Linked DNA regions of Mus musculus: region 1 is linked to region 2. A link is a loop called in an ENCODE intact Hi-C map of the cell type or tissue named here. Cell type or tissue: left cerebral cortex. All regions are shown on one strand.

Evidence for each region. Peaks named below come from ENCODE experiments on the same cell type or tissue, not always from the same donor. Only the 100,000 strongest peaks of a DNase experiment are listed, where the experiment ranks them.
Region 1: a loop joins it to region 2, with 3 times the contacts of the local background. A loop is called at or near these places in 2 of 42 quality-filtered maps.

Annotation. Positions count from the first base shown.
Region 1 is chr2:172,136,144-172,144,143 of GRCm38, forward strand. No RefSeq gene overlaps it. Among named protein-coding and RNA genes, the nearest start is that of Gm35719, 16 kb to the right of the region's middle. In left cerebral cortex, a CTCF peak has its summit at 4,023; DNase peaks (open chromatin) are centred at 1,089, 1,901, 3,101, 3,541 and 1 more place; H3K27ac peaks cover 886 bases.
Region 2 is chr2:171,583,035-171,591,034 of GRCm38, forward strand. No RefSeq gene overlaps it. Among named protein-coding and RNA genes, the nearest start is that of Gm35481, 53 kb to the right of the region's middle. In left cerebral cortex, a CTCF peak has its summit at 3,358; DNase peaks (open chromatin) are centred at 2,676, 3,453, 4,026 and 4,781.

The sequences.
Region 1 (8,000 bases), 550 kb after region 2:
GAATCTATAGCTCTGGCTGATTTAAAACTCTTGGGCCTCCTGGCTTGGTCTTCTGAACTGGGCTTGTAACCGCAGTCCATCACTCCTAACAAGAAAGTCAGTGCTCAAATTCAGTGACTAAGGTCTGGTGTATCTGGCAATCTTTCTAGATGGGTTTGTCCACCACAGGATACATGCAGTAAATATTGGTTGATTAATTATTAATTAACTTGGGTTGCTGAACCCAGCACTTGTTTTTGTTGAGACCGGATCTTTTGATGTAGTCCAGTCTAGCGTCAAACTCTCCACCTTCCTGCCTCAGCCACCCAATAGGCATATAGCACCATGCTCAGAGGTGTTGCCGCCATTTTAATAAACATTACCAATATACTTTTGCTGGAAAACAAATGGAAGATCTTTTTTACTTTCATCATCAACCTCTTCCCCACACAGGTGGAACTGCTCCAACTCTATCTAAGCCAACATCCCATCTCACCTGTCCTGAGGCAGTCTCTCACTGGCCTGGAACTCACCAAATAGGCTAGACTGACTGGACACAGGGATCTCAGAATCTCAGTCTCCCCAGTATATAGACTACCCTACCCAGCTTCGGGGACTTCCTGTGGTTGTTGTTAGTAAGTTCTAGGGATCGAATCCATGCCCTTAGGCTTGCAAGGCAAGCCCTCTCCCAACTGAGCCATCTCCGAGCCTCTGTGCCACAAGCTTTTGATTGTTTTTCTGATCCTGATTAATAAACCTAGGGCCACACACACAGTAGGTATATAGTTATGATTTTTTGAAGACTTTGTCTGATTTTAGTTTTGACAGTCTCAACCCTGGTCTTCAGATCCAATAATGCCAACAGTCTGAGACCACTGGAATGCACAGCTCCTTCCCCCCACCCCCTGACTCTGAACCCTGCCAGTGGCTCAGGGCATCCATGCCTATTCTACATGCTAAGGACCAGGCTGCTCATGAAAATCTGAGGACGCCCAGAACCTCTGGCCACTGGGGCATTTTTTACTTTCCTGTGGCTTTTTATTTCCTTCTTGTTCATTTCTTGAATTCAATTTTTTTAAGATGCAAAAATATCCAAAGAACTTTACATAACTGTCCTGGATTGTTTTAGGAAATCACTCTCTTCTGGTACCAAAATTTCACTCTCACTTACTCGCCTTTTTTATTTTGAGGGTGTTTCCTTTAGACCAGATTACATAGTAAAAAAGATTTCGGTTAAGCAACATGTTCCAGTTAATGAATGATAACTCTATTTCTTCTTAAGAGGCTGTAACTTGAAAAATATCACTAGTTTTCATGCAAAATAAAATCATTCCCTCTTAACAATCTCCATTCAACTAGAAAAGACTGGTAAGCCTCAGTTTCCCCATCTGCACAGGGAGATGGGTGTGACGGTCCCTATGTTTAAAGAGCAAATCCCTATGGCTTTTGTCGTTTTATTTGTTTGTTTTGCTTTTTTTTTAGATTAAAATGTTTCTTTTTAAAATTTTCATTGTGGTATTCATTGTACATAGTACTGTTATATAATGCGGCCTGTTTATTTATTTGCTTATTTCTTTATTGTATGACTCTATGTTTACACTCTGCAGCATTTGTGTAGAAGCCATAAGACAATTATCAGGAGGTCTCTGTGTCTATCACGTGGGTTCTGGGGATTAAATTTAGGTACTCAGGCTTGACAACACCTTTACCTACTGAGTGACCCGTCTCACCAACCTGACATTTTCTTCTCTTTTCTTAGCATTGTGAAACTCTGCAAGTAGCATGCTTTAATTCTCTGTAAACCAGGATGTCAGGCTACATTATTTACTCTTTGTTTTCTGATTTATTTTTAAATCCATTGAGTTTAATTAGGGTTGCCTGCGGGAGCATGAGTATAGAACTGTTTGCCGGAGCGTGGGCAACTCACCAGTGGCTACATCACTGAAGAAAATGTCACCCCCTCCTCCAGCAACCAGGAACTGTGAAGAGCTCCCCAGGGAGGGCAGAGGCCTCCTGGGTCCCTCGGCTATCCATGATGGGATGTTGACAGGCCCAGTCTTGTGCAAAACTTGTATAAAAAATGCATCGTTGCTAGTGTGCGTGACCTAAGTGACCACGTCCTGTCTGGATGGCAGTGTTCTACAGCAATGCTCCCATCCCCCGACCCTTGCTTTCTTTCTGTCCTCTCTCCTACACCGGTCCCTGAACCTTCAACGGGTGACACTGGTGAGCACTCAACAGCCACTTATTCTTGGCACATTTGCCAAATAGAAACCTCTGCATTGACTTCCACCCACTGCAGAAGGAAGCATCTCTTCCAAGGCTGGAAGCAGGACTATCTATGGGTACAGATATAAACATTTAGAAGGCAGTTTGATAGTGTGTCCATTTTTGCAAACCAAGAGTAGCAGGTTCCCCACTGTGGCCTCTGAACCATATCGAGTCTGAGTGGGCTTACAGAAACAATTATATATCGGGTCCTCATATCCAATCAGAAAGTAGTTGGATACACCCTAAACAACCATGCCATTATTGTACTAGTGGGCGTATCCTGCCAGTGAGGTCACAGCTGTAGCCATGAGTGTCCACAGCTAAGTAAATCATCTCCTCCAGCAGGCTACACAGTACCCTTAGACACCAGCATGCTAGGCAGCTGAGTTAAGGTCAGATTTCTCTGGGTGTGGGATCTTCAACAAGAGGGTTTTACCATCTAGTTCTGACGAGCAGCCAAGAGCAATGGCAGTACCCTGTATTGTTTTGGAACCTCTTGGACCTCTCTGGCCAACAACTCACAAGGGGGTATTCCACAGCTAGCACAAAACTTTTATTTAAAAACCGATGATTTCTAGGAATAACATAGTCCGTCCATGTAGGCAGCACCTACATGGCACCCGACATTTTTATACAAGTATATTTATTGTACATTGATCGTCTTTCCCCTCTCTACCCTCCCCTCCCAGTTAGTTCCCTTTGTTACCACAGACAGTTTTGCTTCCCAGAGAACATTGCTTTTCTCTGAGAAGAGCCCACCCACCTTCCTCTTCCCAAGACGGTGAATGTCAATCTAGACCAGATTGTCTCAGGAGTCTGGAATTGTCATCCAGACATTACCAGTCAGAGCATGTGGTGACTCAAAATGAGGTGGAAAAAAACTGCAAACACAGGAACAGCGTTCTGTGGCAGGTGCATAGAATACCTTGAAAACTGGACGAGAGAAAGAATGAGGAGGAGGAGCAGGGAGCGGAGGGAGCCTGAGGAAACTGCATAACTTCCGGCATAACTTCCGGAGTTCCCGGGGCTTTGCCACCTCCAGCCGGTGTTCTCTGGACAGGACTCTTCAGTAGGAACTCTCCATTAAATACCACTCTCAGTTTCCTGATTTTTACCAGAAGGCACCATTTAGTGTCTCTCTTTTATTTTTTTCTAAATACATCACAAGTCTGTTTCTCTTCTTTACAGTCCAAATGCCCGCACTAAAACAGGGGAAGAGAGAACCAAAGGTATCCTTCTTTCTCCACACTGGCCCTTTAAGGTTCACATAGGCCCCTCCCACATGGAAATCCCAATTAAAGGGGAACAAGGTCTTTTAAGGCTACATGACCATCAATATATATAAAGGTGACAGGAGACCAACATAGCCCAATTACCCAAATGTCTTGCCGGGTAGCAGTTTTAAACAGTCAAAAGGCTCTTTGGAAAATCGTCTGTTTCAGAGGAATTAGAGCCAGCTGTGAATGTAAATGTTCCCTAATCCTCAGGGCAGCCTCTCTCAGAATAACAGGAGGTTGCTGCTTCTTCACAGAGTTGTCAGGGCACGGTTGCACCATTCAATTTAGCAAGGGTCACTCAGCCTGTGTTCACATTTCATGGTGTAGGGATTCTAGAATACAACAATTTCCCTTCCACCAGCAGGGAGAGGGACCTGACCCATCCTGTATCCCACTGTCACCCTGGCATCCACATTGGCTGTGAGCAGTTAATCACCCAGTCCTGACCCCTTTCAAAGGGGTGCCCGAGTGTTCCCTTCAGGCCTCCTCTGAGTGGAGAACCACTTACCAGTCCTACAGAAACACAGGCAGGCCCTTTAAGGTACTGCTGTTCTGAGAACTTCATGAATGGTTTCCGGGGATGTGGAGGAGGCCAGCATGGGGCTGGCAGATGAATCACTCGCCACCGCACAGATGTGAGCACAAAGCACTCTCTGCCTCCTCTACACACAGTGTTCCTCTGGATGTGTCCAAGTGGACCCATTTAGCAATGAACTAGCTCTGAGTTAGACAGTAAAAATTCAGACTCGCTCCTGCAGCTGAAGGGCTGGAAAGTTTTAGGAAGGTCTGATTTTGATGCAAATCGACTTGCCCTGCTATGTGGTAGCTGGTGCTTTTCCCTAGGCCTCTATTACCCAGAGAAACTTGGTTCAGTGCAACCCTGCCCTGCTTCCGAAATCCTGACACTTGAGTGGAACCCGGGTCTCAGAGTAGGAGGTTATGCTTTTGCAGACAAGTTGCTCTCAGTCAAGTCAGCCTCTCCAAAACTTCTGGAAACATCTAGGAATCCCTATGAATAATGAAGCTTATTAAAGGATAGAAGTATGTGTGAGAACCTCTGTGGGAACAGATCAATGATAATGATCATGGTGATTATGGTGAATAAGATACTTGAATAAACAGATGCATAGATATAGAGATGATAGATAGATAGTAGATTGATAGATTATAGATAAATGATGATTATAGATTATAGATAGATGATGACTATAGATAGATGATAGATAGATAGATAGATAGATAGATAGATAGATAGATAGATAATTGGATAGATAATAAACAGATAGATGATAGATAGACCACTGAACAGATGATAGATAGATAGATAGATGATAGATAGATACATACATACATACATACATGCATACATACATACATACATACATACATAGATGATATACTATGATAGATACATAGATGATTGCATAGATAATAGATACATACATACATACATATATACATACATACATAGATGATATATTATGATAGATACATAGATGATTGCATAGATGATAGATAGATAGATAGATAGATAGATAGATAGATAGATAGATAGATACATACATACATACATACATACATACATACATTCATACATACATACATAGATACATTGATAAATAGATTAATATATAGACAGTATATGGAATAATCTACGACAGGCAGTCTACAAGATAGAGAGCCAGAAGCATGGCTCAGTCCTATAAAAGTAACTTTTATCTCCAGATGCAATTGCTGTCTCAGAGATTTACTGCTGAATAAGCTCACCCTTTCTAGTTCTTTCTGAACCCTGGCTGGCTGGTTCAACTCAGCTGTTTTGAATTTTGCAAAGCTCCTCTCCAAGCTGACTGATTCGGTCTGGCTTCTCTCAGTGAACTGCTCTGCTTTGCCTCAAACAACTGGCAATTTGTTCTAATCCCCTGGCTCCTTCTCCTTCTCTGGCTTCAGCCGCCTCTGCTGACCTGCAGTGCACTGCATGGACTCAGGAGGAACTCATCAGCCCCTCTGCTGTGCTCACCACTCACCGCACTGACTCCCAACTGACTCAACCCCCAGCTCGCTGACTGCATCCTCTCGCCCTGTGCTGCTCTTAGATAGATTTTCTCCCGAGTGATGGGCGTATTCTATCTCTGGCTCAGCGTGTCAAATCTTTCTCTTTGTCTGCCCCTCAATTAGAAGTCATTGTTTGGAATTAAAGGTATGTGCTAAAGGATTCCAACCAGAGGGATAAAAGATGTGCACTAAGGGTATGTCTGCATCCCCACAGGATCACACAGACCTAGGTCTTTGGATGTGATCAGAACAGCCATGTTGCTGGATTAAAATTTCTCTACACAGTCCAGTGCTTAGTCACCAGAATCTTGGAAGCAAATCTTGCAACTCTTGGTCCAAGGCTGATAGCTAAGGACCTCGGAGATGTTGCTGGTGTAAGCCTTAGAGTCCAAAAGCCAGAGAAACAGGGTTCTGAAGTCTACTAACAGGAGAATATATCCAAGCTCAAAAGAACAGACAAAACACTCATGGTATGGTTTGGTTTAATTTGGTTTGGTTTTCTCTGAGCTCTTAGTAAATTGAATGGGGCCTGTCATTACTGGATAAGGAAGAAGGTATCTTCCTGTCTCTCTTCAATGATTCAAAGACCAATCCCTTCTGGAAACATACTCACAGACACACCTGGACATAATGTTCTACCAGATATCTGGATGGCCTTTGATTTGATTTGGTTTTTAGTTATTTAAGACATGGTCTCACATGTCCCAGGTTGGCCTCAGACTCACCATGTAACTCATGTTTAGCTTGTTGGAATTATATATATGCCACACCTTGCCAGTTTGGAAAGATAGAAGAGATTCTAAGACTGGACCAAGATTAGGGAGCAACATTTTGCAGTGCCCAGTGGGCGAGAAGGCTTGGAGCTATGGCTCCGTGCTAGGGCGTTTGCCTCTGATATATGATAATGTAGTTTAAAAATTTGACTAGATAGCCATGGAATGTTTTACATATTTATTGATGTGCATGTGCATATGTGTACACACACACACTAATGCACACAAACACACGCATACCTATATGCTACTAGTAAACTGGCAAGCATATTGATAAACATACACAGGAGCCAACTAAAACATCCCTCAAAGACTGCCTCTCACCTTGGCATGATTGACTCGTGACTGTGAGTTTAGTACCTGGGAGGCTGTGAGTAGAGGCTGCGAGTAGAGGCTAGCCTGGGCCATAGAGCCATAGAATGAAATCCCGTGTCAAACAGATAAGAGCTTACTTTTAGAAATAGAAAAAAAAATATCTGCAGATAAAGACTAATGCAAGCAAACGATTATCTAAAGAATTAGAGAAAGTGGGCTAGAGAGATGGCTCAGTGGTTAAGCACCCTGGCTGTTCTTGCAGAAAACCTGGGTTCGATTCCTAGTACCCGCTGGCTTACAACTGTTCATAACTCTAACTCCAAGGTATCTGGGCACCCTCTTCTGGGTTCTGCTACCAATACACACACACACACACACACACACACACACACGGTGCACATGCATTCATGCAGGAAAAACACTTACACACATAAAGTAAATAACCCTTTAAAAATAAAGGACGATAGAACAGATCCCAGATGTTAATGCAGATGTTTGTTCTCAAACAGCTGAAGCACAGGCCCTGTTCTTTACGTGAGCGATGCTCACAATGGCTTCCCTCTCACAAGGACAGAATGAGAAGGAAAAGAGAAACCCAACATGGGCGGGGGAGGGGAACCCTGACCCACGCGACCTCAGCCGGGTGGCCAAGGTCAGCTCGACAGCCATTAATCATGTCAAGCATCAAGAGTACCACATAATGAGAGCAGTCCTCTGCCTCTGGGATCTCACAAAAACTCATAACTCCAGCCCTGAGGAGACACCCTGCCACCCGCCTCTCAGGGACATTCCCAAAATACCTGACCAGTAATTCTCAACAATGTCAAGGTCATCAAAAAAGGGAAAATTAGAGACATTGCCCCAACCAGGAGGAGCCAGAGGTGACATGCAGCTGAATGGCCCATGGTCTAGGAACTGAAAACACACATCAGGCAACAACTGAAGACCCCTGAATAAAGACTGGAGGGTACTTCATGGTATTCGTCTCGGTGCTGGAGAACTGTCTGCACAAACAATACACTACTCTCATCTAAATGTCGATGACACAGAAAACCAAGTCTATGCTATGTGGGGAATGTTTGTACCATTTTAATAATTCTCCTGATATATATGATTTTTAGGATTTATTTACATTATTTTATGTGTATGAGTGTTTTCCTCAAATATGCATCTGTGTGCCACATGTATGCCTGGTGCTCAAAAAGCTCAAAGGAGGGCATCAGATTCCCTAAAACTGAAGTTGCAGATGGTTGCGAGTCACCGCATGAGTGGTGGGAATCGAGCCTACCTCTGCAAAAACAAGTGCTCTTAACCCCTGAGCTTATCCAGCCTC
Region 2 (8,000 bases):
TCATAGCAGCATTATTTATAATAGCCAGAAGCTGGAAAGAACCCAGATGCCCCTCAACAGAGGAATGGATACAGAAAATGTGGTACATCTACACAATGGAGTACTACTCAGCTATTAAAAAGAATGAATTTATGAAATTCCTAGCCAAATGGATGGACCTGGAGGGCATCATCCTGAGTGAGGTAACACATTCACAAAGGAACTCACACAATATGTACTCACTGATAAGTGGATATTAGCCCAAAACCTAGGATACCCAAGATATAAGATACAATTTCCTAAACACATGAAACTCAAGAAAAATGAAGACTGAAGTGTAGACACTATGCCCCTCCTTAGAAGTGGGAACAAAACACCCTTGGAAGGAGTTACAGAGACAAAGTTTGGAGCTGAGATTAAAGGGTGGACCATGTAGAGACTGCCTTATCCAGGGATCCACCCCATAATCAGCATCCAAACGCTGACACCATTGCATACACTAGCAAGATTTTATCGAAAGGACCCAGATGTAGCTGTCTCTTGTGAGACTATGCCGGGGCCTAGCAAACACAGAAGTGGATGCCCACAGTCAGCTAATGGACGGATCACAGGGCTCCCAATGGAGGAGCTAGAGAAAGTACCCAAGGAGCTAAAGGGATCTGCAACCCTATAGGTGGATCAACATTATGAACTAACCAGTACCCCGGAGCTCTTGACTCTAGCTGCATATGTATCAAAAGATGACCTAGTCGGCCATCACTGGAAAGAGAGGCCCATTGGACACACAAACTTTATATGCCCCAGAACAGGGGAACGCCAGGGCCAAAAAGGGGGAGTGGGCGGGTAGGGGAGTGGGGGTGGGTGGGTATGGGGGGGACTTTTGGTATAGCATTGGAAATGTAAATGAGCTAAATACCTAATAAAAAATGGAAAGAAAAAAAAAAAAAAAAAAAAAATAAGATCAAGCCAGCCAACATTCCAGCATGGGCTGGGAAGGGCTAACCAACCCTCCTTCCTAGCTGAGTTGCTACTGACAGTTGACAGACAGCCTGTGGATAGAAAGAGTCCGTTTGCTTTAAGGGTGTGGCTCCTCATAAGGCACAGCACACTTTTGTGGATGATCCTATACTCGCAAGTGTATGGGCAGCACAAATGGGCTATAACAACAACAACAATGACAACAAAAACAACAACAACATCAAAAAACGAAGTCAAGAAGTCAAGAGGTGACAGACGTGGGGGTGCATCTGGGAGGGGACAAGAGAAAGAGTAATGTGAGAAACAGCTAACATGTAATGAACTTTTAAGCTTATGTTTCTTATGATCATTTTTAATAATATAAAAGTTTAATGATTTAAAATCCCAAAACATATGTAATCTTATAGGGTTTCAATTGTCCACTTAATTTTTTTTTCTCCTCAATAAACCAATGGCAACTTTTAGGGAAATTTGTATTAGTATTTAAAATTCTAATGATCAAAACTGTAGTCTGTAGTAATTCCTTACCAGATACACAATGAGTATTTAAGGACACGTTTTAAAAATTTAGTTTTGACAGTCTCAGTCGTGTTTGTATTTTGATCAAATCTTCTTGCCCAACCTCTCTTCTATCTCTCATCAGTTTTCCCTCCTATCTTCATGGGATTTATTTTTAAACCTGCTGAGCCCACTTAGTGCTGCCTCTTATGGTCATGGATGTAGTACCATCCCCCGGAGCATTCATAGATTCTCTGGGCTCATATCCCTGAAGATACCTAACTCACCCTCCATCAGCAGCCATTGACTCGCAAGAAATAGCTCCTCTGATAGGGGTGGGACTTCATGAGCTGTTCCCTGCACCTTGCTTTATTGCTGCTGACTTGATTCCATGCACGAGTTATGCAGGTGGCCATCACAGCACAGCTGTCAAGTTCATGGATGTAACAGATTCAAAGATATGATCAGAGGTATCAAAACTGCAAGTCATGTCCCAGGCAGCAATGTGGTAAGAAGGTCACACTGGTCTTCAGATGAGCTGCTGGCTCCCAAACCTAATTGTTATGTCTTATATCAGCTGCTCTGATACTAATGGTATGAGACAGACATGAAACATTACCATCTAATAGAGCATTGGGAGAGAAAGTGTTAGAGGGAAAACGAATCTGGTGGGTGAAATCATTTATGAAGCTCAGACATGAGATATCCTTGTACTTGAGTAGTTTCAACCATGTTGGACGTTGATAAGTGGCTGAAAGAAAGCCCATCTTTGTCATCTCTTTGTAGGGAACTTTTCTCCTTCGGCTGAGCCATCGATCATTTGACTCAATGAAAATGAACTGATAATAGACAGATGCACAGCACAGAAGGTAGACGATTTGATTGCATCATGCATAAGAATTTAGCCCACTCCCCCTGTTTGTCTCATTGCGGCAGGACAAGAATGGAGGACAGACCTGACAGAGGGAATGTAGGTGACTTCTGGAAAGATAAAAATGGCTCTCAGATGGCAATGTTTTTACCCACTTGGAGTGAAATCTTTAGTGAATGAAATAACAGGGAAATTGTGTCCCTCTTTGTGGATCTGGGTTTTAGTCCGGTAAACAAATTTAAGAGGAAAGGGGTTTCATTAGTTAATTGTTGCTGAGAAAAAAATATCTGACAAATGTAACTAAAGGAAGGAAGGTTTATTTTGCTCATAGTTCAAGGGTACAATCCATGGCGGTGAGTCAGGCTGATTGGCACTTGAGGCAGCTAGAGACATTGTATCCATATTCAGGAACCAGTAAGGCAGCTGGAGACATTGTATCCACATTCAGGAACCAGTTAGACAGCTGGAGACATTGTATCCACATCCAGGAACCAGAGAGATGTGAGTGCCTGCACTCAGCTCATTTCTTCCTGTTTATTTAGTCTTGTATCTCTGCTCAAGGTGATGCAGCTCTCATTTAGGATGGGTTTTCCTACTTAAGTTGATCGAATCTAGGTGTTGCCTTACAGATGTGGCCAGAGGTATTCATTTAAATCCCATCCAGCCTTGGCATCACAAATCTTTTCTAGCCTCATATGATTGCTAAGGACCTTCTAAAATAGTCATCACACCCAGGTGCCTACAGCCTTTTCTGGATGCTTCCTTTCATCAGCAAGGTGCCATTGGCACTTGTGGTCGGAAGGTATACCATTCCGTTTCCATTTTTCCATTTTCTATTCTGTGAAAACTCAACTCTGGTTAACCAAGTAAGTGATTTATAAACTTAGTAAAGCCAGGAATAAATAAGTCTACAATGTTTCATGGTGGCAAAAAAATAAAAATAAAAAATCCTACTTCTAGATATTCTTGGAAGGACAGGAAATCCCAGTTTCTGGCTTCTCTATTTGTGGTATCCACACTCCATAGAGAGAAATCTGGCCAAAGCTGGGAGCTGCATCTGGCAGCTGTTCAGGAGGCTCTGTTGCTAAACCAGAGGTAAAATGAGAAAATCTAAGCAAAGGACACAAATAGGAAAAAAATACATTAAGCAGCAGCAAGCTCCCAATTAAGCTCTGCGGACTTTTGAAGCTGAATCAGCTTTATACCAACACAGCATTATGTAGGTCAAGGAGCCAATTTAACATCAAAAACAGGTCTTTGCAGCCAGTCTTAGCTCATGTGCTTGGCCAGCCCTCCTCCCTCCCTCCCTTTGCCAGGCTCTTAACACAGAGTGACTCATTCCAGGTGAGCGGTTGGGGCGAGGGTGGGTGCAAGCTTGATCCTCAGTACGGAGAAGCCGGGTATGCACCTGCTGACGCACAATTCAATCCAACTGTCTCTGTAGTATCTCAAACATCCAGGCTCCTGCCTAGCTTGAGGAAGAAGAGACTAACCATGTACCAGTAAGTCGGGAACATTGCAGGTGATTATCTCAAGTAAAGGGCCTAAATCATTGCCTGCTTGTAACATTCACCCAGAACTTACCACAGTTGTAAGAGGACAAGGGTCACCACTGTATTTTAATTACTCCTCCTTGTGGAGTGTAGTTTTTAGAGGCTGGGAGCAGAACAGGCTTATCAGACCATGACATCCAAGAGTGGAGTAGAGGGAGGGACCTGAATAAACTCTGCTCAGCGCATGCGTACATGAGTACATGAACACACAAGGCCTACATCAGCCCCTGGAAATCTGTCCTTTCTACAGGGGATGATTTTACAAGCCTGCGAATAGCAGTCAGTGTCTAGAGCCCTAGTCTGGACTGTGCAGCATCCCTAAAGACAATGTCTTCGTTGTTGATCCTCAGCACCTAGTGATATCTGGAGATGCTGTGACGGTCCGTGCTGTCAACTTGAATCCCAGACCAGCTAGGAGATGGGCCTCTGTGTGTTGTATGGTCCTGTGGGGGATGGCCTTGATTATGTTAACTGTTGTGGTAAGACCCATTTTAACAATGGGTGGGAGCCATTCCCTGGCTGGAATCTTGGGACTGCATAAAACAGGAAATCGAACTTACCAACAGTAGACATCCACCACTTCTGCTTCCTCAAGGTGGATTGGATATGACCAGCTGCCTCGACCTCCTTCTACCTTGACTTCCTTGCCATAATAGATCCCTTGAGCTGGGAACCAGAATAAACTTTCTTTCCCTTAAACTGTCTTTCTTGCTTGCTTTTTATTAATTTTGGGGGAATTTCCTACAATGTGTTTTGATTATATCCATCTTCTTTCCCAGCTCCTCCAGATCCACCCACTTCCGCACCCTACTCCTCCAGTGCAGTAGGTTTGGCCCCTGGGAAGTCTACCACACTCCAGCGGAAGGCCGCACACATGAGCATGCGCACAGCCTAATTTGCATTGAAGTTGCTTTTGTCAGAATATGGTATCCCAGCAACAGGAAGATAGCCTAAGAGGGAAGCTTAGCCGCTTGTGAGCATTTTCAGTGTGGTCCCACGGGACTAGTGGAGAGTCTTTTCAGTGGCGCTTTGATATAAGATCTCTCATGCCTCATGAGCAAGCTTCGGGTGGGTAGGATTCTCTTCTCTTTTCTACCCACCAGAGCCCCGCTGATCCCACCACACCAGATACCCCGGTACGCACAATAACACAATTTCCAAACTCTACAGAAATAATCTGTTCAGTTAATTCCACTTCCAGGAAGCATTTTGGGTTGAATTCAATCCAATTTTGGAGGAAGAAAAAAAAAACAACAAAAAAAACAATTGCACAACCGAGAAGCTTAAAAATCTCACTCCTTTTAAATCTATGCCTGGGAAATTCTTCAAGGCCAGAGCCAGTGATGTGGCCAGGCTGGGGCTGAATGGCATGAATTATTCAGCATGGTAGGAAGAGCAGATGCTCCTCCTCTGGGCCCTGAGGTTTGAAAGGTAGAAAGTTGGAGGGCAGCAGTGACTACACCAGGGGGGAAGAAAAGATAAATGATCGCCCTAAATCTCATAAGCTCCAACATCTGCAGCAGCACATTTAATTTGGTGGCAGAGCCTCCACTGCTTGCCTTAGGTTACGAGGGCAAATAGCAGGAGGAGGCTTATGAATCTGGCTTGGACTTTATGAGAGAAAGGGCGTGAAGAAGGGAAGAGAGGAGTGAGGGGAAAGGAGGAAAGGGGGAGGGGAAGAAAGGCAAGGGAAGGTCAGGGAGAGATCTATCCTAGAGAGCAAAAACAGACAGACAAACAAACAAACAAAAAACAAGCAAAAAGAAAAGAAAAAAAAGTGATTTGAGGTGTCCAAGGGAATCAAAATGTGTGGAAGCAGATGCAAAGAACTATGCTATCCAAATAGAAATAGCTGACATTCAACTAAGACTTCCTGTCTTATTGATCATTATCAATCATTGTTTATTTCTGCTGGGTACAAAGTCAATCTGGAGATATTTGAGGGGGGTATTCTTTGGTAAAGGAAGGTGCTAAGGAAGAATGGGATGGACGGGAATGTTTTTATAATAAATGTAAATACTGAAATCATAAAAGCTCAGGATTTTAGAATTGGGAAGCACTTGAGAGGTCCACCATATGGTCCTGGACTGCCGAATTTGAGGCATGTCCAATTTCCTTCCTGATTAAAATGACTTGTAGATGATGGATGCATTGATGGGTGGGGAACAATCTGGATCCTATAAAGTCTTATTTAAATCACCCTGAAGACTTTTCTACCCCATCATCTGCTTTCTAATGTTGGAAATTGAGAGCAGATGAACGGAGCCATCTTCGTAGTGCGAAGAGAGCCGGCTTGGAAGACGGTGCCTTTTGATGAAGGGGAGGCATGCTATTAGTGTCTCTGTAGCACTGTCTGAGAGTAAGAAAGCCCACAATGTCCATCCACCTTTCTTGGAATGTGGAATAAATTCTGTGAATAAATTGTGAGGACCTGAGTTAAAATTCCCAGAACTCTCATAAAGACAGACACGATAGTACAAGTCTGTGATTACAGTATTCTCCAGTGACACAGGAGAACCCTCATTGCTGGAGCTCCGGCTGTCTGGGTGTAGGTGGTGGTACACAAGAGGTCCTATCTCAAGCAAGGTAAAAGCTGAGATCCTAAACCAGACACTGTTATCTGAATTCCACCTGAGTGCCGTGGCATGCATCCATGGACACACCCATACCGAGATGTTTCCAAGCATGCATTCAAAGAGAGAGACTACAAGCTGGGATTTTGTTATAGTTATTAAAGGAAATTTGAGAAACAAATCTTCAAGACACTGTCTACTTGACTATGAGCACACAAGTACACACACACACAGGTGTGCAAAAGAAAAAAGTAGAGCAGTGAATGCCATTATTCAGAATGGGTTTCCACACAATGGACCTTTGGCAGTTTCTGAAGATGGATTGGATTGTCACAGCTACCGGGGAGTGGTCCAGTTGGCATCTAGATGGCAGAATGTAAAGGCGTCATTAAGCACTTCACGCTGAACAGGATAGCCTCAATCCTCATGATCCAGGCCCAGTACCAATAGGAAAGAACTCGAGAGGTAATGAAGGAGGAAGAAGAATAGCAAAACATACTTCAACACTCAACATGTAAACTCACTGCTTGCAGGGAGGGTGGAGGCAAGGGAGAAGGGTCACGTGTTCGGGGCTTTCCTGAGCTACAAGGCAAGTTCAAGGCCTTGTCACAAGGTGAAATTTGAAAAGAAAAGCCTTGATAAAATTCTGTGTAACTCAATGGCAAAATCATTGCTTGCTATGCATGAGGTCCAAGGTTCAAACTCTAGTGTATGTGCATCAGTAAATAAGTAAATACATTTCCTAAAAAAGCGTGAAAGCTACCGTCATTGGCTTGCCTATGTAAATCTTTCATGGCCACTGGTCAAAACAGTCCCAAGCAGCCACCGTTGGTGATTGCTTAAAGAGAAAAGGGAAGTTTGCAGAGGTTAAAGAAATACCCAAGCCTCTGAAGGAGGAGAGCAGGGGCATCAGGCCAAGCCAGGCTTCCTTTCATTGCAATGCTGAGATTCTAAGGAAGACACTATCTTTACAAAGAAAACCTGTTTGCTAAAAGAGGTGAATTTAGTGAGAGACCTCAGGTAAACACAGGGAGAAGAATTCCTGAAGAAAACAAAAATAAGAACTGTTCAGAAAAAAAAAGTATATATTTTTTCTATTATGAAAACGTATTACGTTGAGTATGGGTCCGCATGCCTATGATGTCAGCACAGGGGACATTGAGGCAGGATGACCATGACGTAACGGCCAGGCTGGGATACCGACAGAGACTTTGTCAAAGAAAAAAAAGAAAAAGAAAGGAAAATAAAAGAAAAGTAGAAAACAAAGCAAAAGAATCTAAGAACGATATATTGAAATGTGTTTCTTGCTACTCCTACCTGGGTGGAAGCAGAAAGGCCATAGAGAACCTGACCCGAAATTCCAAATTCAAGCACAGAGGGGTGAGAGTGTCAAGGTCTGCTTTCCTGAGTGACAGCCGCACAACTTGGTCAGTTATACCCAAGGGCTGAGTACCTAAGGCAGAAAGTTACAAAACACGCAGGAGCGGTGTGTGTCCTCTACCCCAGGGTTGTCACCCTCGTGCTAGTGACACGGGAACACTCTGTGTC